Linked DNA regions of Mus musculus: all the other regions are linked to region 3. The links are chromatin loops, found by intact Hi-C in ENCODE. Cell type or tissue: left cerebral cortex. All regions are shown on one strand. Region 1 has its middle 8.4 kb from the start of 9130024F11Rik. Region 2 holds the start of BC055402 (cDNA sequence BC055402). Region 3 has its middle 38 kb from the start of 4930558J18Rik.

Evidence for each region. A loop is a pair of places that touch in the nucleus more often than their neighbours do. Peaks named below come from ENCODE experiments on the same cell type or tissue, not always from the same donor. Only the 100,000 strongest peaks of a DNase experiment are listed, where the experiment ranks them.
Region 1: a loop joins it to region 3, with 4 times the contacts of the local background. A loop is called at or near these places in 3 of 42 quality-filtered maps.
Region 2: it touches region 3 in a loop (2.0-fold over the local background); 5 of 42 quality-filtered maps call a loop at or near these places.

The regions. Positions count from the first base shown.
Region 1 is chr1:56,978,591-56,981,090 of GRCm38, forward strand. It overlaps a transcript of Satb2 not described here. Among named protein-coding and RNA genes, the nearest start is that of 9130024F11Rik, 8.4 kb to the left of the region's middle. In left cerebral cortex, no CTCF peak of the experiment used is centred here; a DNase peak (open chromatin) is centred at 1,562; H3K4me3 peaks cover 2,386 bases; H3K27ac peaks cover 2,500 bases.
Region 2 is chr1:57,213,309-57,215,808 of GRCm38, forward strand. It overlaps BC055402 (cDNA sequence BC055402), which reads right to left and starts at 1,688. Exons shown (of 7, transcript NR_037990.1): 1 at 1,512-1,688; 2 at 405-588. In left cerebral cortex, a CTCF peak has its summit at 1,126; DNase peaks (open chromatin) are centred at 508 and 1,177; H3K27ac peaks cover 177 bases.
Region 3 is chr1:57,337,854-57,340,353 of GRCm38, forward strand. No RefSeq gene overlaps it. Among named protein-coding and RNA genes, the nearest start is that of 4930558J18Rik, 38 kb to the right of the region's middle. In left cerebral cortex, a CTCF peak has its summit at 1,497 (motif pointing left); a DNase peak (open chromatin) is centred at 1,477.

The DNA.
Region 1 (2,500 bases), 360 kb before region 3:
TTTACGAGGGGAACTTTTCCTTTTAGTATCAATAAAGCTTAGTAATTGGGTTTGTTGGTTACCTATGCTTCTCTCTCTCTCTCTCTCTCTCTCTCTCTCTCTCTCTCTCTCTCTCTCTCTCTCTCTCTCTCTCTCTCCTTCCCTCCCTCCCCTCTCTCCCGCTCTCCCTCTCTCCCTCTCTCCCACTCTTCTCCATGTTTTCAAAAACGGAGTGGCTACGTGGTGTGCATTTGTGTAGTGTGAGTGTGAATGTAAGGAAGGTGTTTGTTTTGTTCGTTTTCAAAGCACTTAGCATACAGAACAATCATGATTTGCGCTCAGGAGTGGAGAGTTTTGAGAGGTGAACAGTGGTTATTTCGGAAGAGAAAAAAAAAAAGCACAAGAAAAATAGAAGAGGAAACACTTTACCATTTTTGTGTCACAGTTTAAGAAAACGGCAATGTTTCCTTAATATTGCCTTTTAACTAATTTTCACTGTGTTCAGAATCGTAGATTTTAGTGATAATTTGGTTTTAATAAAAGTCTACTCCATAATACAATTTAAAATTTTATTTCTACTTCTATTTCGAGCATTTTTTTTGCAACAGTAGATATTTTCCTGTCCATGTATTAAGGTTTAATTTTTAGGATAGAGAAGATTGTTCCGTGTACAAGAATTGCTTATAGTCAATTAATTAGTGTCTTTACAGTAGTTTCAATCCATACAAAAATCTTGGAAAGTAAAAACAACTGGAGTGGTTTTCACTAAGCAAGTGGGCTTCTTGTTTGCTTTGTTTTTCTTCTTTTACACATGGAACTTAAAGACTGGACTTAAAAACAACTTGAAAATGTGTTATACTGAAATTTACCTGAAGTTAAAATCTGTTTCAAAGGCAGCACAGCTAGTATATACAGGTGTCATTTAAACGAAATGAAGAACATTTTTGCCTCAGTATTATTAATAGGAGCGGATACTAAGTGGTCAGAGAAAAAGAAATGAGATTGAGTTTTCCAGGGGGCAAAGTGTTGGCTTCTGAAGTTACCAGAAGCATACCCAAACCTGTGTGTGCATATCTCCCACGTTTTCACTATCCTGCGGAAACTTTTCCTTTTCACTGTTTGCTAGGAAATTGACAGGTTTTCCTTGTTCCTGTGGTTTTAGACCGGGAGACCTGAAGCCGGCTGAGGGTTGCCTCTGCCCAGTAATGTCCAGAGTTCAGAGATTAGAACTACCCCTCTTCACTTTCCAAGAGGAAAGAGGTATCTAGCTGACCTACTGGGCTCAGCCTCCTTCTCCAGAGGCCAGCAACATGGGGGAGGTGGCGGGAGGGGGGGGCTGACCCTTCACACTCTTTGAAGATTGCCCCAGCCACACTGATACTCAGGTACACTCAACAACACTAGCACATCTTGAAAAGATCTTGTGTACCTGTATCTCTTCTTCCTACCTTCAAAGAGGGTTACTGGCAAACAACTTTCCTTTCCATTGGCTCTCCATCAGGTTCCTGAAAACACTCATCACCTTCTTCTCCAGCAACCAGGACAGTGCAGTGCCTGTGTCCAAGGATCTCAGTGTGAGTCATCTTTGTTCTCTCTGCATTGGCCGGCCATTGTCAAGGAATGGAGTATTCTCCTGCTGGTGTGTGATTTTGAGGAAGTGCCAGGCAAAGTTGGAAGGACTAAGAAGAAAAGTACAGGGCCTAATGAGGGCAACCTGGAGCCTTAGTGCTAGGCACCTCTGTCTCCTCAACCTGCCCTCTAGGCTGTCCACTACTGGTCCCCTACTCTGCACTTGGGTCCCAGCAGTACTGCACTGAGAACCTGGCTGTCCTTCATAACTCCCTGTTATCCCGAGTTTTGGTTTCGGTTCATCTGTTTTCTGAGGATGCAGAAAATCCACTTTTATTCTTTTTTCTGGTTTTGCCTGCTTTGCGCTTTTTTTTTTTTTTTTTTTTTTTTTTTTTTTTAAGAGCATCGCTCTAGCCTGGTTTCGGCCAGACCCTCTGCCATTTCCCCAAGTTTTCTGTGCAAGAAGTGATGTGTCTGTTTATAGCAGGTTTAATTAAGACAGTTATGTGCCGTGAACTCTTTAGGCGCCAATCAATGCACTTTGATTTGGAAAGTCAAATAGAATCACGTCTTACAGTTGCAGCGCGGCTGGCCGCCCAGGCTCTTGAAAATACTGGCTGTCGTCCTACATCCCCTTCAGGGGACTTGCTCCAATTCCCGGCAGGACAAGCTGCTCTTTGAGTTCCTAGAGACCTCAAGTCAGGACTTTTGGGCCAGATCGAAACCTTCCGGGTTAGGAACGTGAAGGGCTCGATGCTCAGAGCGTTCCTGGTGGCCCGTGGCTGAGAAGCTGGCACCGGACTTCCGGGACCAGATTTGACTTCCCAAATGTTGGGGAGTTCTGTACCCCAAGGTCTTTTTACCCGGCAGCTTCCATCCTCCTCACAATGAATCTCGGTTCGTGCCTCTCTACTTTCCCCAAGTTATGCCTTCCTTCCCCTCAGCTCCGCTC
Region 2 (2,500 bases), 120 kb before region 3:
TGAGCCTGAGAATATGTCTTTTGAATTCTCCTGGACACAGAATCTTCATTGCAGGCTTGCTTGACATCTTTCCTATACCAGGTCAAATTGCATGGTAAATCCATACACGTGTCTGCCCAGGGGTCACAGAGGGAGGTCACAGAGCTGTCCACGACTCGGCAGCCCGGGTGATAACCGTGCTGTATGGCGTGTGCTGTGAGAGGCCTCAAGGCCTCCAGCTTGCCTGTGTTCACACTCACTGAGGTTTGTTTTTGTTTGGCTTTTCATCTGAGAGAAGAACGTTCTAATGAGTTCCACCACCACACTCCCACCCCCCCTCCCATCATTTCTTCCCATCGCTGAAACCCTCAGGGAGAATCTACTGTGTGTGACAAAGAAATATGTCTTTCCTCTGTGTTCCAGACCTTGGAAACCATCCAAGACCCCCTTTCCCCGGAGGCCAGCTCTCCTCCGTTATGATTTGCATTTCACCGCCATTCACTGAAGCCGGCGAGAAGTTGTCTCGGCAGAATGGTGCGAGCTAAAAGTGGGAATCGAGAAGCCTCCATTTTCCAGCGTGCTCTGAACAACATCTCTGCTGCCAGAAACCTAAAGCCAAATTCAATTTGAAATTTATACAGAAAAGAACATCCACACATTCAAATTCTCCTCCCCTTTCCCAAGACCTCCTCCTGACCTGGGAATGTCTATTTCATGTTTAATTTAATTCTAGATTGCTAATTAATATCTCTACCCCCTCCTGCCCCCACCCTTGCAATTTAATTTCACATTGTCTTCATTTTCTTAAACTCCTCTTCTCCATGAATTTTTAACTTGGAAAACAGAACAAAGCAGCTCTTGAAATGTAAGCAAGAATTTGAAAAAGAAAGAAGAAATTGGGTCAGAAAAAAAAAAACGGTCTTTTTTTTTTTAATTGATTCAGTTTAAACCATCTGAAAGTACTTCAAATATACTTCCCACAAGGAAAGAAAACCTTGTCACCCCTCCTGTATTTGGTCATCCTTATAAAGGCTATTGGAAGCTTGCGTGTAAGAAGGAATATTGAAGTTACTCAAGCAGCTGAGTTAGCACTGCACCCCAGTTCAAACTGATGTTAGCCAGAACTCACTCCCAAATTGAGCATGGGTTTTCCTGAGCTGTTACTGAAGGCTTCCCACAGGGAGACACTGGCACTGCAGAGGGAGCATCAGCTGCTTCCTGCTTCCTCCCCTGCACACCCACCTCTGGGAAATCAGCTGCAGCCTTCTCTCCTCACATCCGTGTCCAAGGAGCCCCAAGGAACAGTTGCTGTCTAAATACTGCCTGGGGAGTGGCACTTTAGCCCAGTGCAACCTTTATGCATCAAGTTCTCTAAACCTTCTCATATTTGCTGAAAGCCTTCATGTGTCCCAACACCAAGGAAAGTGGCTTGAAAGGCCAAAGGCCATGCAGCGTTAAGAGAATTTACCAGACTCCCCCCAGGAGTATGTTGTACCTCGTCTATGGTGGCCATCCTTCAATCCCCAGCTGACCTGGTATTTGGGTGAGCATGAAGGTCGAAAAAAAGGTCTCCTCTCTCTGCTGCTTCCAGAGCCCTCTGGTTTACAGGATAAGATCCAGACGTCTTTGCACAATGGAAAACTTATAAGAGCTGGGACCTGGCAGCCTTTCTCAGCCCTTCATTATCCCTCAGAAGTCACCCAGGTCCTTGTCCACTCAGAGTCTCCCTGGCTATATCAGTCCCTGCTTGTCCCTCCCTTTGAAAGGCTTCCTGGTTAACACTGGCTTCTTCATGAAGACTCAACTCAACTTTTCCTCCTAATTAAAGAGATTCTTTTGTCACGTGAGCCACACTTGGCTCTTCTCATGGTGACCTGATTTTCCTCAGCCAAGGCCTTCCTGCTTCCTGAGAGAAGACCTTACCGTTGTTTTCTCCCTGTAGCAGATGCATACTGGTGACAGATGTGTGTAAAGTACAACAGAGATAAGGGAATTGTGATAGCCAAGTCTAGAGGACCATTTTGCAGAGAGTTTATGACATCTTAGCAATCAACTTAGCCAGTTATCTGCCATCAATACCAGACTGTGGCATATCTGAACCATTATTCTTCCCCTCGGGTTATTTTTACTGAATGCAGAGCTCAGCCCAGCCGTGCCAGATGATTGTAGAACTTTGTAGAAACCAAGGGGCTGCCTTGCCTTCTCCCCAGCATCTGCCTACACCCCATCTCACTCTCATTCCTCATTTAAGAGTTCACAAATTATTCCAGCCAATTTAATAAAAAAAAAAATGTTCTGTGAGGTAAAAGGGTCATGGTGATTAATTTTGCTCTCTTAATGAGGAGAAAATTTCATTTTTTATTGTTAATAACACAATGCCACACTCCAGGTAAATTCTAAAGAAGAGGAGCTCGTGGTTTTTGTTCACAGTTAAGGGGTCACATATACTTAGCAGTGGCCTTCTGCCTGACAGAGTCCAGAAACAACACAGCATCAAAATGGTAAGAGATCTTGCCTAGAT
Region 3 (2,500 bases):
TTGTCCCTACTTCATAATTGTAATTTTGCTATGGTTATGAATCATAATGTGAGTATCTCATATGCAGCTAATATGTGACCCCTGTGAGAGAGTCTTTAACACCCCACCCCCACCGCCAAGGCGTTGGCTCCACAGGTTGAGGAACACTGCTCTAAGATGACTCAATCTCATGTCAAGGTGACACAAGACTAGGAGTACACCATGGTTTTTCCAACTCTTCTCTTGGATTTCATATCTTAACAGCACCAAATACTCACCAAATACCTTTGATGACTATGCACCCTTCTGTTGTCTGCTCAAAATTTCAGTCTATAGCTTCACTTCTACCCCATGTTTAAGCCCCAGCCTAAAGTCTTCTGAAATTCTACACTCTTCCCTGTGATTTCTTCTATGGCTTTCCTGTTCTCAGAATGTCTTACACTTAGGAATGAGGACCAATCACACCCTGTTACTAAATCATTTCATAAAGGACCATTCCTCCTGTCAGACTGAGTAAAATTGAGGCAATTTTTATCTTATTCTTAGTGTCTTGAGTCATGGTGACACTGAAAACTGGTTGCATGGGCAAATGATAAATTAGTAGACTAAAGAGAAGATAATGTAAGCATAAGAGAATATGTGGATGAGTAAATGAACCAACAAGGCAGTAGATGAATGTGTGACATCCCTCAGCCTTGTCTTTGCTTTTTAAAGCTTTGTTGTGTGTATGAGTATTTGCCTGTATGTATATCTCTATAACATGTATATGTATGTGTATGAGTATTTGCCTGTATGTATATCTCTATAACATGTATATGTTCCAGGAATCTGGGGGGGTCAGAAGAGGGTGTTGGAGCTCCTGGAGCTGAAAGTTTCTGTCGGTTGTGAGCCACCCTGTGGGTTCTGGAACCTGAACGAGGGCCTCTGCAAGAACAAGTGTTCTTAAATAATGAGCCATCTCTCCAGCCTCTAACTTTGTTTTATTAAAACACTGCTATGGGATAGTTCCTTATTAATATCAGCCGCTTCTCGATTACTACTCACTAAGCTGCAGCTCCTTCAGTCTCCCAGCTTCCTGCAACAATGAAAAAATATCCTCAGACATCAGTCAATATCCCCAGGGGCATGAGAACTCCTACAATAGACAGGAAGATGACCAGATGCCGAGATTCGGGAAGATAATGTGAATGAGAAACTTGTCTGCTTCAGTCCAGTAGTTTTTCCTTTATGATCTAGCCTTGCCAACATTCAAATTCAGTTCTTCATTTTCTCACAAAATAGTCTGAAAACATGAGGCCAAAACTAAAATTAAGCAAAGTATAATGGATCCGATATTTAAAAGTAGCATGGAGAGTGAAGATATGCCTGTTTATAAAAACTCACCTGGTTCACAATGCCCTTTAAAACCATGCATGTCTGTAGGCAGTTGTTACGTGATACTTATGTGACCCTGTCCAAATTTATTCCTAGCAGCTTTTAAAATTCTTTTCTAAATGCCACTTCCTAGCGCCATCTTGTGGATCTTACAGGAATTTGCTAATTTCTGATTAAAAGAACACTTTTTTTTTTCCTTCTTTTTTCCCAGAAAGTGAATAGAGGAGAATAGAGAACGTATGTTTTAAAAAACACAAATTTTGCTCCTGGAAATGTCCTTCTAAACTCCGAATTAGGGACACTGAGAAATTTGACCTGGAGTTTGGTGTTCAGTCAAAGTTCAGCATTTGGCTTGCAGTTCAGCTTTCCTTTGGCCTCAGGAAAGTCAAATAACCACATAGCTCCGTCGTTGTCATCACGTGACACTGTGTGAGTTATTGCTCCGTACATGAACGAAGCAAGGGTGCTCCGTCAGGGAAGGCCACCCTGATGTACTTTTTGATGCTTGAACAGTTGTTGTGGATACGCTGATATAACGGAGAACTAAAATTTCCTCCTCGTGTGCTAGAAATATTGGAAAAGCCCACAGAAGATTGAGAAACTTCATAATGTGAAGAGAACACAACCCCCTTGAACTGTTAAATTCATAAGTAGGGATGTAGACTGACAGCAGTGCTTCCCCGCGAAGACCAACATCCCATTGCTCTGACCACACGGCATTTTGTGTTATAAGGCTATTGGCTGTTTCTTCCATCTGTGTCATTGAAACAGCAGATATAGTCACTGAAAATGGCTACAGGATGATCTGGTTCTGTTTAAGTCTTACTGTCCCTGTAAGAAGACAGTCACAGCTGTGAGTAACTTGCTTTGGGACTTTGAGTTATCTAGGGATGTCCCTGGTTGGCCCAAAGTTGTATTATGGAAGGAACTTCAGACTGGACATCAAGGGGCCATCTCTGTCCCAGCCTTTCACCAAGCATGCACCATGGAACAAATGGCACTGCCTTTCTGCAGCTCAGTTCCTTTATCGTTAACAATATGGGGGTGAGGTGGACTCTAAGCTCTTATGGCTTAATGGGTTAAGATTCTATGAACCGTACTTTCAGGTAGGAGGAGCAGAGCTAAATTTCAGTATTTGAATTCTATA